Linked DNA regions of Homo sapiens: region 2 is linked to region 1. A link is a contact called in ENCODE Hi-C or POLR2A ChIA-PET data. All regions are on one chromosome and are shown on one strand. Each heading gives the region's core, a stretch centred on a gene start or an enhancer-like site at or near the end of the contact. The rest is flanking DNA. Distances are from core to core; before and after follow the strand shown.

Region 1 (7,564 bases), core at 672-3,171:
CACAGGCCTCTCGTTCCTCATTCTGTGGTCGTCCAGCTTCTGGTGCCATCGTACCCCCTGGTCACTGGAGGTCTCTCGCCCCTAGCTCCACAGGCGTGCTTCTGCCCTGCTCCCATGTGGCTTCTGTGGCTCTGGGCTCATTCGAACATGCTCCCTTTCAGTTCCCCCGGCTCTGTGGCACTACACTCTCCTGGGCCACCTCCTCTTTGTCCCCTCTGTCCCTGGCTCGGGGCAGGTTCCCTGCTCTGCTCTGCTGTCCCTTGAGCCCTGGTGTCCACGAGGTCGTGTCTTGCTTGTCTTCTCTCCCTGCACCTTCCCCTGGTGTGATTTCACCCCCATCCACAGCTGCCACTGCAGTCTCTTTGCTGGAGACTCTCCGTCCTCTGCCCCAGTCCTGACCTCTCTCCCGAGCTCCAGGCCATCTCCACTGACTGGCATTTCCTCACAGATGCAGCTGGAATCTAATGATGTCGTCGTCTTTCTGCATCCAAATGTGCTCCCCTTTCGTTGTCACCTCCTTGTCTTTGTGATGGGCACCATCACCCCTGCAGCCCCCAAAACCAGAGACTTGGGAGTCAACCTTGACCTCACCGCTCCCTCCCGCTTGCCTCCTCCTGTTCCCTCAGTCACTACTCGCTGTTATTCCTGCATCTTAAACAGCTCCCTATCCATCTCTTACTCTCCATACACAGCCTAATAGTAATTAGGGCTTCCATAAACCTCTCCTGGACTCAAGATCTCCTTGTTCATCTCTGCGTCTGGCCTTGACCCCTTCCAAACTCCCCTATATGAAGACACTGAGCATCTTTCTAGAATTCTCATCTGATCCTTGCTCATAATTTTTTTCCAGCTTCCCATTATCCTCAGAAAAGGACATCTTTAGCGTGACTTGCATGATGTGACTTCTGCTTAACTGTCCAGCCTCACCTCTTCCCACTCCCCTCACCACACAACACACACACACACACACACACACACACACACACATTATAAGCAGCCAGCAGCGGTCAATATATGACCAAGAGCACCTTGAACTGCAAACCATTGTTTAGTGCTATAAGGCTTGGGAACAATGTCTCTCTGATATTGTTCACCAGGCAAGCTTTAGAAATAGGTCAAGAAAAAAATATAAGGAAAATATACACAACCCAAGGAAGTCTGCGTCATGTGTGTGTGTGTGTGTGTGTGTGTGTGTGTGGTCTTTTCATAGGCACAACTTTGTGCTCAGAATGAAGCCTACATGTCTGGATTATTCTTTAATTACATTTTCTTCTACCAAGTGTCCTGTAGTTCTGATCATCTCAACTCCTTGTAAGAAAATAAACAGAGATTAGATTTGCCTCTTCAGAATTTGAGTTTCACAGACAATAAACTGAAGCAAGCAGCAAAAAAATAAGAGAGGAGAAGTCCGATCGGGGAGGAAGGATTTTACAGCCAAGTCCACAGGCCGGATTCTTGGTATCTTCCCTGGCTGATGGAGACAGCAGCTGCTACTTCCTGTCACTCGCAATAACAATGATGGCATGGATCTAAAATGAGGTTCCTGCTAACCAGAACTTGCTATATTTCAGCTAGGTGTCCCAGTTAAGATTTTAGAGGCATTGAGATTCTAAGCATCAGAGGCTTGGCTGCAGAAACTCACAGCTTATTGCTTTCATTATCATGGCTCTTATTTGCCACCAAGAGTAGGCATTTTAAATGTGACATTTGTGTTCATTACAAAATGAAATCACTGGTCCATTTAATTAACACTTGCTGTAAATATTCAGTGATTCCCAAGTGCCCAGGGCTGGATGGGGAAGGGAAAGGGAGAGCAGGGAGAATGGAGGAGGAGACCTGGCTGATGTCATCTGGCTGGGCCCTTGCCATCTGACTAGGCAGTGTTCAGTCTATTGCAACCAGAGGCTTTCACTTGTCAAAGAAGGGGACGGGACTCCCCGAGGCTTTAGAGGCTGTTTAATATTTAATAAGCTCAAACACATAAACACAGAGCACCTATTTCGTTCTCCTTCAGACTCTCTGATAAAATATTCTCGGGTCGGGATCATCTGAGCTAGTTTGGGTGGGCTGTTGCTTGTGGAGTCAGGAAACCTCTTAGCAAGGTCTGCGCTCCATCTAGAGTGTTCCTTTAGACTCAAATAGATGCCCTAAGATTCAGTCCTGCTAAGTGTGCCCCCAAAACCCGTTTAAAATGTAGGTCTGATTATGATTCAGCTGTGGTGAGGCCAGCAGATGAGGAGAGGACAGACATTGAAAAGATTGTCACTCAGTTCCTGGGAGAAGGGGCCACACCATGCCACGCAGGGCCATGTGGGAGGCATTGGGGAGCCGGGAAACAATTGGGCAAGAGCATTTTTTGTGGTTTCTTTGGGGAGGAACGGGCAAGGCTGGGAGAGCAGGCTTGGGATTGGCTAGTTTAAATAATTTCAGCGGGCTCTGCAGCATGGGGGCTGCCCCCTAGTTGTCTGGTACGTGTCCCTAGGGTGGTGAGGGCAGGGAAATAGTGGCCCTGGGTGTGAGAGCCGAGAGGTGGTGGGAGGGGTGGACCCTGGATCCATGGTGACATGTGGAAGTCTTGGGGTCTGGAAATTGGCTAACCCTGGCACCAGCAGTCCCTCCAGGCCCAGCAAGGTCACAGACATCCAAGCATCATAAAGCCATGGTCAATACACAGCCAGACTCGGAACTGTCCATGCAGACCCTCTGAATCCGAGACATAGCCTTCATTTATTTCCCTGGTTACCCAGAGACCTGGAATGTTCTTTGTGAACCCTGGAAGCACTCCCTGCTCCATGCTGGTAGTTAAGGAAATGCAACATTGCCACCTACTGCTGAGGCTCTCCTGAAAATCAGAAAAAGAAGCCACTTTTTTTTTTTTTCTTTTTTTTTGAGACAGATCTGCCTGCCTCGGCCTCCCAAAGTGCTGGGATTACAGGCATGCCCGGCCAAAAACTATGCCCGGCCAAAAACTATGCCCAGCCAAAAACTGGATTAAAAAAAAAAAAGAAGAAGAGGCTGGCCTGTAACCTGAGTACTTTGGGAGGTCAGGGTAGGATAATTACTTGAGCTCAGGAGTTCAAGACCAGCCTGGGCAACATAGTGAGACCCCATCTCGACAGAAAATAAAAAATTAGTCAGCATGGTGGCTTATATCTGTAGTCCCAGCTATCTGGGAGGCTTAGACAGACAGGTCACTTGATCCCAGGAGGTCGAGGCTGCAGTGAACTGTGGTTGCACACTGCACTCCAGCCTGAGTGACAGAGCAAGACCCCATCTCAAAAAGAAAAAAAAGAAAAAAAAATTTTGACTTTGAATCCAAACCCTCAGCCCTCCCCATCTTCCCAGGAGGCTCTTGTCCCTGGTGCCACCGGTGTGCACCATGCCTCTCTGGGCGTGCGGGTGGAGAGGTCTGAGCTCTGTTTCTCTGCAGGCGTTTTTGACTCAGCCGTTCCCTGGCAGGGAGGGAAAGCTCAGGATGAGCTCCATACCCTCCCCTAACAGAACAATGATATGACAGGCCCGGAGCTCACGGGGTTTTCCAGGCTGTCGTCTTGGTGATAAAAGTTAACAGGAAACTGCTTTCCACTTCCGTCGAGAGGAGGTGATTTTTTTTCTCTTCATCTCAGAATATGCGTGTTATTTCCTGTACCTTCTCTGCCCCTTTTATGGCTAGACAACAGAGAGCTTGGTGGAAATGAAGGCAGTCACAGAGATGTAGAATTTGCCACCTCAATTCAGTTTTCCATCATATGAGAGTGGAAACGAAAAGGGAAGCGTTATATTTTCTTAATATACTATTCAGGAGAAAATTGGGGTGGAAGAGGCAGGATGTCTTTACTCTTTACTTTTTAAGAACTAAAGCAAATGAGATTCTTTTAAGAAACATATGGCATTACTTTGAAAATTAAGTTATTTCAGACCTTATATGAATTTAGACTCAAAATCATCATTAGAGCACAAAGGCCACCGTCAACTTCAGGAGGCTTCTGTTAATATTCTGGTGTTAGGATTGCTTTCTCTCTTCCTTGCCTCCCCTTTCTCTCCCTTTCCTCGCTTTTCCTTCTTTTCCTTCCTTTAGTTTCTTTTATTATTCTGCCTACCCTTTGCCAGAGGCCCTTTGCAAAGGATGTAGATTTATTTATTTATTTTTGAGACGGAGTTTCGCTTTTGTTGCCCAGGCTGGAGTGCAATGGCATGATCTCAGCTGACTGCAACCTCCGCCTCCCAGGTTCAAGCGATTCTCCTGCCTCAGCCTCCCAAGTAGCTGGGATTACGGGTGTCCGCCACCACGCCTGGCTAATTTTTTGTATTTTTAGTAGAGACAGGCTTTCACCATGTTGGCCAGGCTGGTCTCGAACTCCTGACCTCAGTTGATCCACACATCTTGGCCTCCCAAAGTGCTGGGATTACAGGCATGAGCTACGATATAGATTTATTTTTTGAAAATCAAATCATTAAAAAGTCAGGAAACAACAGGTGCCGGAGAGGATGTGGAGAAATAGGAACACTTTTACACTGTTGGTGGGACTGTAAACTAGTTCAACCATTGTGGAAGACAGTGTGGCGATTCCTCAAGGATCTAGAATTAGAAATACCATTTGACCCAGCCATCCCATTACTGGGTATATACCTGAAGGATTATAAATCATGCTGCTATAAAGACACATGCACACGTATGTTTATTGTGGCACTATTCACAACAGCAAAGACTTGGAACCAACCCAAATGTCCATCAGTGGTAGACTGGATTAAGAAAATGTGGCACATATACACCATGGAATACTATGCGGCCACAAAAAAGGATGAGTTCATGTGCTTTGTAGGGACATGGATGAAGCTGGAAACCATCATTCTGAGCAAACTGTCACAAGGACAGAAAACCAAACACCACATGTTCTTACTCATAGGTGGCAATTGAACACTGAGAACACTTGGACACAGGGTGGGGAACATCACATACTGGGGCCTGTCGTGGGGTGGGGGGTAGGGGGAGGGATAGCATTAGGAGACATACCTAATGTAAATGACGAGTTAACAGGTGCAGCACACCAACATGGCATATGTATACATACGTAACAAACCTGCACGTTGTGCATGTGTACCCTAGAACTTAAAGTGTAATAAAAAATAATAACAAAATAAAAAGAAATTATAAAAATAAAAAAATTTAAAAAAGAAAATCAAATCATATCAAATTTATTTTGCTTTGAGATGTAAAATTTGCTACTGCAATTTTGCTCTCCATTCTTAAAGAACTAAAAGTTGTTTAACTTTACTGTGCCTCTGAGACCATGGTGGGCCCTATATGAAGACCTTGGTGATATAAGACACCTGCTCCAGAAGCAGGGGGCAGGTGCTTGGCAGGGGCAGGGGTTATGGGCAGAGATCAGCCAGTCCATTAATTTTCAGGCTTTACAAGTATGAGGACCACTGCGTAATTCCTCCAAATTTTGTAGAACCTGAGATGATAAGAATTGTACTAATGATATCTGTGGATTGAGAAAATTTAATGTCTGAAGTTACTCCAAATTCACTCACCAATTTCAAAAAAACTTGAATTGTATTCATCACAGCAGCCTCTGCACACATTTGAAAAATGATAGAAAGCTTTATTTATTTATTTAGTGTGTAGACAAGAGGTTGCAAGCTGGTGGGCCATGGGCTTGATGTAGCCTACAGACGTGGGTTTTTATCTTCATGTTTATGCAACAGTAGCATTATTATCCTTCAGGTATGGTAAAAGATACTTTTTTTTTTTTTTTTTTTGAGATAGAGTCTCCCTCTGTTGTTCAGGCTGGAGTGCAGTGGCACCATCTCGGCTCGCTGCAACCTCCCCCTCCTGGGTTCAAGCGATTCTTCTGCCTCAGCCTCCCAAGTAGCTGGGACTACAGGCACCCACACCCACCCCTGGCTAATTTTTGTATTTTTAGTAGAGACAGGGGTTTCACCATGGTGGCCAGGCTGGTTTCGAACTCCTGACCTCAGGTGATTCCCCCCACCTCAGCCTCCCAAAGTGCTGGGATGACAGGTGTGAGCCACCGCGCCTGGCCAATTATGGATAAATCCTTTTATCTTTTACCATACCTGAAGGATAACGCTACCATTGAGCTTTCCTTTCTAAAAAGACACATGAGGTCCTGTATCTCCAGTGTAGGAACTCTCCTCCTCTTCCATTTCCCAGTGGAATCTAAAAGTATCATTTGAAGCTGGACATTCCAAGTTGTTGCCCCTCAGGTGATTGTATTGATTAGAAGAATTCATTTTTAAATTAATTACTATAAATGAATAGAACTTCTTGAAGCTAAGGGCATCAGTTTGTTCACCTTATACGATGTTGGTCTCTTGTTTTTGCTGCTGCTGTTGTTGTTTACATTGTAGTCAGTTTCCAATATTTAAAAACCAGTGGACTTCTTAGGTAGAGAACCACTTCTTCTTTTACGGTCTGAAGAACAGAAGCCCAGCAGGATGATGTGACTGCCCTGAGTCACACAGAGCTGGGGACTCCATCACTGCTCTCTGACTCCCTCCAGAGGATTCTGGCCCTCAGATTATAACACTATTCTAGAAAACTGTAGTACTTGTTTCTTCTCATTTCACCTTCCTCACCTTCTGCCTCTTCTTGGTGAACCCAGTTTCCAAGAGCCCCAGGTACCCAGCACCCTCCTAGTCCACCCTAAGGGTTGCTACACCTGCTCAGAACCTTCTTCCCTCCAAGATGTTGCATTTCAACCTTTCCCCTCTCTTCCTTTCAACTCCTAGTCCTTCAGTGCGGCTGGTCATTAGACAGTACAAGCGCATTATCTCATTAAAGAATTTAATAAACTCCAAAGTCAATATTATAAAGGCACATTTAGTGTAAACTTAAATAATGGCAGCATGTTTCATCTTGAAAATATCTATAAGCTCCATCTAGATGAAATCCGATTCTCATTTGGCTTAATATGCATTCATATCACAGTGTTAAGAGCACTTAGCATAGCTCTCCGAATGTGCAGAAATCAAATCACACTTCACCACCTTCGGGAGTAGTAGTAACCATTTCAAAGAAAGCTGTGATTAAGAAGAAATTATCTTTTAAAAATCCAACTTGGCTGGGCACAGTGGCTCACATCTATTACCCCAGCATTTCGGGAGGCTGAGGTGGGCAGATAATTTGAGCCCAGCCTGAGCAACAAAGGAAGACTCCGTATCTACAAAAAAAAAAAAAAATTAGGCGTGGTGGTATGCAACTGTAGTCTCAGCTGCTCAGGAAGCTGAGGCGGGAAGGTTGCTTGAGCCTGGGAGGTCAAGGCTGCAGTAAGCCATGCACCACTGCACTCCAGCCTGGACAACAGAGCGAGACCCTGTCTAAAAAAAGAAAAAAAAGGAGAAGAAAAGAAAATCCAACTCAATGACAATTTAGGACAAACAAGCAATGTGATGAAAACAAATAACATTATGTAAAATTATAAAGCAGATAGGACAAAGAAATCAGAGGCCTAGTTTTAGAATTTGTTCTTACAAATTGGTGGTAGACCCAGTTCTTTGGTTATGGTGAGGCCCATTAGGCGTGACCCTAAGCCAC
Region 2 (7,593 bases), core at 1,393-3,892, 77 kb before region 1:
TTGCTATTTCCATTTTCTATTACATCAATATTGTCATGTTAATTTGTTTCTAATAGAGCCACTCACTTAATAACTTCCATCTGGTGTATAAGCTGCAGCTGTATCCAGCCACCAAGAACCTGAAGGACACACCTGCATGTGTTTTGTTTTTTGTTTTTTGAGACAGGATCTCACTCGGTTGCCCAGGCGGGAGTGCAGTGGCCTGATCTCAGTTCACTGCAACTTCTGCCTCTTGGGCTCAGGCAATCCTCCCACCTCAGCCTCCCGAGTAGCTGGGACTATAGGCACACACCGCCATGCCCTGCTAATTTTCATATTGTTGTTTTTGGGTTTTGCCATGTTGCCCAGGCAGGTCTCAAACTCCTGAGCTCAAATGATCCTCCTGCCTCTGCTTCCCAAAGTGCTGGCATTACAGTAGTGAGCCGCCGTGCCTGGCCACACCTGCGTATGTTTTTTTAAATCCAGGAGAGTCACAATAAAGACAGGTGGAATCGTTTGCCAGAGGTCATAGAGCAAAATAGGAACAAGGTCATCCTCTCTGAATGAGGCTTCTGGTGTCTCATGCCTGTGTCTCCTTTCCTTCCATCGTCATCTTACTTCAATATGGTATCACTTGAGAACCGAACAAAAGTAAGCTTGAGATAAACCAGAGGGAAAAGTTATCATAAAAATCATATTACAATGATAATAAAAATGGTTATATAAAATTTTTATAAAATAAAAATTTGTATTAAAAATTTTATTAAAAAATTACAATCAACCTTTGGCCTTTAAAGGTTTTGGGTAGATCCCACTTGCCCACTTTTGTAATAAGTGTTATTTCCCTGGTATAAGTGAAGTGTGGACAGGGAATTGATGAATTTTATTTTTGAGATGGGGTCTCACTATGTTGCCCAGGCTGGTCTCGAACTCCTGGGCTCAAGCAATCCTTCTGCCTTAGCCTCCTAGGTAGCTGGGATTACAGGGGTGAGCCACCATGCCCAGATAGGTGAATTAATAAACATATATAGTATTTATTATATATATATTATTTATTATATATTATATTATATATATTATTTATTGTATATTATATATTATTTATTATATATTACATTATATATTATATTATGTATTATTTATTATATATTATATATTATATTATGTATTATTTATTATATATTATATTATATATTTATTATATATCATATTATATTATATATTATATATTATATTATATGTTATTTATTATATATTATATTATATGTTATTTATTATATATTATATTATATATATTTATTATATATTATATTATATATTATATATTTATTATGTATTATATATCATAATTATATCATATACATTATAATAATATATAATATATATTATTTTATATATATTACATATATATCTATATGGGCTGAAAGTGGTGGCTCACATCTGTAATCCCAGAACTTTGGGAGGCTGTGGTGGGAAGATCACTTGAGCCCAGGAGTTCAAGAGCAGCCTGGACAACATGGCGAGTCCCCATATCTACAAAAAATACAAAAATTAACCCTGTGTGGAGATTTGCGTCTGTAATCCCAGCTACTTGGGAGGCTGAGGTGGGAGAATCTCTTGAGCCCCAGGAAGGCAGAGGTTGCAGTGAGCTGTGATCATGCCACTGAACTCCAGCTGGGACCACGGAGTGAGACCCTGTTTCAAAAACATAAAACAAAAAAACAAACAAAAAATATGATTGTGTATATTTGAAGTTTACATCATAACGCTATTGGATACCCATAGATGTGTAGATACATACAGAACCACAGTAGATAAGGAGGATGAACAAGTCTAGAGATGTAATGTACAACATGAGGACTAAAGTTAAAATTGTATTGTGTTAGGGTTTTTTGTTACATAAATAGATTTTAGCTGCTCTAGTCCCACAAAAAAAGTAACCATGTGAGATGATAGACATATTAACTGACTCCACTGTAGTAACCATTACACTATCTGTATGTATCTAATTTTTTTGATTGTTTGTTTTTTGAGACAGAGTTTCACTCTGTTGCCCAGGCTGGAGTGCAATGGCTGGATCTCAGCTCACTGCAACCTCCGCCTCCCAGGTTCAAGTGATTCTCCTGCCTCATCCTCCCCAGTAGTTGGGATTACAGGTGCCAACATACCTAGCTAATTTTTGTATTTTTAGTAGAGAAGAGGTTTCACCATGTTGGCCAAGCTGATCTTGACCTCAAGTGATCTGCCCACCTCGGCCTCCCAAAGCGCTGGGATTACAGGGCAGGGATTAATGTTTTAACAGATTTTAAATTGCCTGAAGTCCTTTCTTTCCATGTGTGTATTTCCCGTAAATTTCTTGAGGTTGCTGTAACTGCGTGACATTCATTCATCTCCTCCTGGCTGTGATGTGCTTTATGATGATTGAGATTTTGTGGTCTTGCAATGTTTGGGTACCTAGATTGGACTTTGAGTCTTCACTTTTCTGTGAAGGAAACTGAAGTGGAGAGAAGGATGTGTCTCTTGAGGTGACCCAGTACCCGGGAGCACCAACAATGACTTGTGCCGGGAAGTTGTAGTCATGGCCTTGGAATTTCCTTCTGAGCCACACAACAGCCTGGGTCAGAGGTCAGATCATGAGGGGCTGCTGTCCCGCATCCGACATCCTCAGGGTGTCCTGTGGTTTAAGGGACTGTGCTCGGGGAAGACGTGCTGTCAGCGGTAAGTCACTGGTAGGGCCTTGGCTTTTGAAATCTAAATTTTCTGTCTGATGACTAAGTTTTAAAGGATAGCATTTCAGGTGGTTTGGGGAGTATTGGTAATTTTCCTAACTGAAGCATATCTTGGAAGGTTGTTTGTTTTGTGCAATTCTAGTGAGTCATTAATATTGCTGATTTTAATGTCTTGTAAATTTATTGTCTCAAAAATGAATATCAGAAACAACGTGGTGGCTTGCTTTTCACGGGGATGTCAACGAGTAGGCAATTGGTAACTAGACTAAAAAAATGTTTTGGCAGGCCTGTGAACATCTCACTAAACAGCTCTCCTCCCTCACCGTACCTTCCCTCAGCCCCGCCCCACAGTGTCTTCCCTGAAATAGTTTCAGTGTAAATTAGCCTCAGGAAACTAAGAGAATACAGGTGTCAATTGACTATTTTTTTACTTTTTGTTTTAAAAAACACATGTTTTTTTCTGGGTTCAGGATCAATTTGCACAACTGCATTACATTTCTATAAAAATGCTCTAGGCCAGGCACGGTGGCTCATGCTTGTAATCCCAGCACTTTGGGAGGCTAAGGTGGGGAGGGTCACTGGAGTCCAAGAATTTACATAGTGAGACGTGTCTCTACAAAAAATAAACACAGTTAGCTGGGCATGGTGGTGTGTGCCTGTAGTCCCAGATACTCAGGAGGCTGAGGTGGGAGGATCGCTTGAGCCTGGGAGGTTGAAGCTGCAGTGAGCTATGATAGCACCAACGCACTCCAGCCTAGGAGACAGAGCAAAACCCTGTCTATAAAAATAAATAAAATAAAATAAAATAAAATAAAATAAAATAAAATAAAATAAAATAAAACAAATAAAATAAATAAAATAAAGTAAGCCTGATAGTATCTACCTCCTGTCCTACAAGGACTATGGGTTCAACACATATTATTTCCAAAACCATACAACTGATAATAATTAACAGCTAACGTTATGATGAGTATATACTTCGTACCAGGTACAGCACTAAGAAATTTCCAAACATTACTTAATTTAATCATTGCAGGATTCCTAAGAGGTAGACGCTATTTTATCCCTCTTGTACAGACAAGGAACAAGGCTTAAAAAGATGAGGTAAGCTGGTCATGTTGGATCACTCCTGTAATTCCAGTGCTTGTCTGGGAGGCCAAGGCAGGAGGATCAATTGAGCCCAGGAGGTTGAGGCTGCAGTGAGCCAAGATCACACCATTGCACACCAGCCTGGACAACAGAGCAAGACCCTTTCTCAAAAAAATAAATAAAAACCCAAATGAAACAAAAACATTCTAAACAGTGGAACTAGGATTCTTTCTTCTCAGCTCCTCCTGCACAGGCATATACCATGGCATAGAAATTATTTTGCAGGCCAGGTGCGGTGGCTCACACCTGTAATTGCATCATTTTGGGAGGCCAAGGCGGGTGGATCACCTGAGGTCAGGAGTTCGAGACCAGCCTGGCCAACATGGTGAAACCCCATCTCTACCAAAAATGCAAAAAATTAGCCTGGCATGGTGGCGGGTGCCTATAATCCCAGCTACTCGGGAGGCTGAGGCAGGAGAATCGCATGAACTCAGGAGGCAGAAGTTGCAGTGAGCCATGATCGTGCCACTTCACTCCAGCCTGAGTGACAGAGGGAGACACTGGCTCAAAAAAAAAAAAAAAAGAAAGAAAGAAGGAAGAAGAAATTATTTTGCAAAGGGCAAGAAAGAAAAGGGAGACAGAGGACATCAACAAGTGGCTAAACCAAAAAGACACAGAGGAAAGAAAGGTGGTATGTTGAGAAAAGGGTGATAGGAAGCAATACATGCAAATAGGGTTGACTTTTTTTTGAATTCAAAGAGCAACTATTCTCAGTAAGACATATTTGGTTTTCTTTTCTTTTTTTCTTTTTTTTTTTTTTTTGACTCAAGATGTTTGCACTGTCTTTAAGAAATGGCTTTGCTATGGCGGGGTGTGGTGGCTCATGCCTATAATCCTAGCACTTTGGGAGGCCAAGGCGGGAAGATCACGTGAGGCCAGGAGTTCGAGACCAGCCTGGCCAACGTGGTGAAACCCCGTCTCTACTAAAAATACAAAAATTACAGGAGCGTGTTGGCAGGCACCTGTAATCCCAGCTACTCGGGAGGCTGAGGCAGGAGAATCGCTTGAACCCGGGAGGTGGAGGTTGCAGTGAGCCGAGATCATGCCACTGCACTCCAGCCTGGGCAACAAAATGAGACTCCATCTCACAAAGAGAGAGAGAGAGAAAGAAAGAGAGAGAGAGAAAAGACTTTGCCAAACGTTAAATTCTATTACTTTCCGTGTCCCTGTGTGGTGTGGGCAGCAGAATGTTCTGAAGTTGCTGTCTTATGACTGTTTCCAATCTAAGCCTAAACCAGAAAAATTAAATTCCAACTCTGATCTGGGTACTCTGCACCTCTCCAAATAGGGTCACTCATCTTTCTAGATAAAGTTTCTTTTTTACACTTTTTTTAACTGAAAAAAAAAGTAACATATTAAGTCATATTTGGGTGAGGTGGAGTGGTGTAAACCACCCAGAAGCCTAAAGCGTTGCACATCTACTCCTATATATATATTTTTTTGCCTCTTAATCCCTGTCCACGTGCATGACAATTAGGATACGTATCATTTGTTTTTTATTTTTATTTTTTGAGACAGGGTCACACTCTGTCACCCAGGGTAGAATACAGTGGCGCAATCTTGGCTCACTGCAACCACCACCTCCTGGGTTCAAGCAATTCTAGTGCCTCAGCCTCCCAAGTAGCTGGGACTACAGGCGTGCACCACCATGCCCGGCTAATTTTTTTTTTTTTGTATTTTTAGTAGAGACAGGGTTTTGCCATGTTGCCCAGGTTGGTCCCTAACTCCTGAGCTGAGGCAATCCACCTGCCTCGGCCTCCCAAAGGGCTAGGATTACAGGCGTGAGCCACCACGCCAGGCCAGGATACATATCAGTGATAGTCTGCTGTGGTCACTGAAGCTAGTATCATAAATGTGTTTACATGTTTCTGCACAGTCTTCATGTCAGAGTGTACCTTAGCAGCAAAGTTGGATAAATTGGGGCAGACACTTCACTTTCAAAAGAACACTTTTTCGTATTTCCTTTAGAATCACAGGGCACTTGGCAGGCCTCTGCTTGGGCTAGAATTGTATGGTAGCAAGGCAGTTGATTATTGGAATGGTTGCCAGTTGACATCTATGAGAAGCCTTGTTCTCTAAAGGATTTCCTTTGAGGGTGATGCCAGGGCTCCCGTAGTGTCTGAACAGCTGGAAATGAAAAAAAAAAGAAACAAAAAAAAAAACAAAACAGAACAAAACAAGGGAAAGCAGTATTATTTCACAATTGTTAGTATTGAAAAGAAAACTTCAGAGTGCCTGGCAAGCCAGACAAAGCTACAGATGTCAATTCTTTCTATGTACACACCCAGAATGGTGAAGTTTTCTGAACTGATGATAAGAACAGGATACTCTAATCTTACTTGAATATGGAACAACAGGCAGGTGCTCCCTTTTGAAAAATAAACCACAGCAGTGCTGTCAAAAGAAAGCTGTACCTTCAAAAACATGATGATTCAAAGGTGAGTCTGTTTAGACACTTCTCTGTGCTGTTTGCAGAGACATTTTGCTTTCTACAGGGAGGCATTAAAATACGGAGCATGTTTGTAAATTTCCTAGGAATTACTGTTGAGAAGAGGAAAGAAATTGGAAGACCTAGGGTGGATACTAACATCATGATAAATAGTTACTTCCTTAAATTGCTGAGCAGATAAGGTGAGATTGTTTTATGTAATGAGGATTATTTTTTTCAGATGAAAATGAGAACCTCAGGGAAGACCTTTAAGTGTGAGTGTGAACTTTGTGAGCTTGGAAATATTTCGAGAAAATGATACATTTCATCTTCTTTATTACTGCGATTAAAACTTTATTTGATCCAATAATGTCTTTCAGATACCAATTTGTTTTCATAAAATTTATTAGACTGTGATTGAGTAACTCAAGAGCATGTTTATACCCTTAACCTTTTATGATAAAACGAAGCTCAGAACTGTTTTATAGATGCAGAAAACAAACAGCATTTCTTTCTTAAAACTCTCCCCTATTCTCTGTCGAGACTTTTCTCAAATCTATGATTAAACTTTTGAAAGAATTTAACATAACTTTCTGAATGTGATACCATTTTCCTTCTTAAAACTTTTACTCTATTGACCTTAGGTTCTTTCCAATGAGAACTGAATCAGCGTAGCTCGAAATTTTTATCTAAAGTACCTGTGCAATTGCTATTATCTGCCCTACTGAAACTTGAAATTAACATTTCTAGTGTACTTTTTTGATGAAGGAATCATTTATACATTTTGGTAAAGCAGCAGCTATTTTAGTCTAATTTAAAATTGTAATGGCTTTCATTGAACTTAGGGAATGATTGAAAGGAAGCTGATGGATTTTTAAAAATTAAGTCAATCAGTGAAGATGCTTACTCTGTGCAAGGTTGATGGATTCTAATAGGACTTGAGCCCATTTTCCCACTAAGACAATTAACACCTGAAGTTAGGGGTTCAACGGGTGAATAAGGACTTTGCATAGACTCATCAAATGTCCACAGCTGCCTGCTTTGACTTGTATGTGCGGAATGGCAAGGCTTTGGATTGAAGTTTTTCCTCTGTGTTTAATCTGTTCGTTGGAGTGTTTAGGAGTATGTGAAACTTTTCTTGATTTTTCTCAGAGCTGGGGGCTGCTAAGTCATTGTTATAACTCAGAATCAAGAGACATTGAGATTAGCCCCCATGTAAGCAGGACATGCTATGTTGTTTTAGATCCCAAAACAAGGAAAACCCGACTTGATGGAAATATGGGATGACTTCTTTTGAGGAAGGAATAA

The links. A loop is a pair of places that touch in the nucleus more often than their neighbours do. ChIA-PET counts read pairs that join two places held with the same protein, here RNA polymerase II (POLR2A). Pooled maps may share reads with other maps.
Region 2: a map of endothelial cell of umbilical vein shows a loop between it and region 1 (4-fold over the local background). The contact joins two enhancer-like sites. A Hi-C loop is called at or near these places in 6 of 168 maps with a recorded cell type or tissue (B cell, OCI-LY7, dorsolateral prefrontal cortex and 3 more) and 4 of 50 pooled maps. POLR2A ChIA-PET finds 5 or more read pairs at or near these places in 4 of 52 experiments (CD4-positive, alpha-beta T cell, CD4-positive, alpha-beta memory T cell, T-cell and 1 more).

Annotation. Positions count from the first base shown.
Region 1 is chr10:13,783,193-13,790,756 of GRCh38, reverse strand. The region is part of intron 5 of FRMD4A (FERM domain containing 4A); the gene reads left to right. Among named protein-coding and RNA genes, the nearest start is that of PRPF18, 200 kb to the right of the region's middle. RefSeq lists enhancers at 1,858-2,448, 3,264-3,313. Within about 2 kb of position 1,921, at least 25 of the 41 ENCODE cell types and tissues checked have a DNase peak (open chromatin) inside an H3K27ac peak, as active enhancers do; they include endothelial cell of umbilical vein and heart left ventricle, where a contact is called at or near this core.
Region 2 is chr10:13,861,365-13,868,957 of GRCh38, reverse strand. The region is part of intron 2 of FRMD4A (FERM domain containing 4A); the gene reads left to right. Among named protein-coding and RNA genes, the nearest start is that of FRMD4A-AS2, 130 kb to the left of the region's middle. Within about 2 kb of position 2,642, at least 13 of the 41 ENCODE cell types and tissues checked have a DNase peak (open chromatin) inside an H3K27ac peak, as active enhancers do; they include endothelial cell of umbilical vein and heart left ventricle, where a contact is called at or near this core.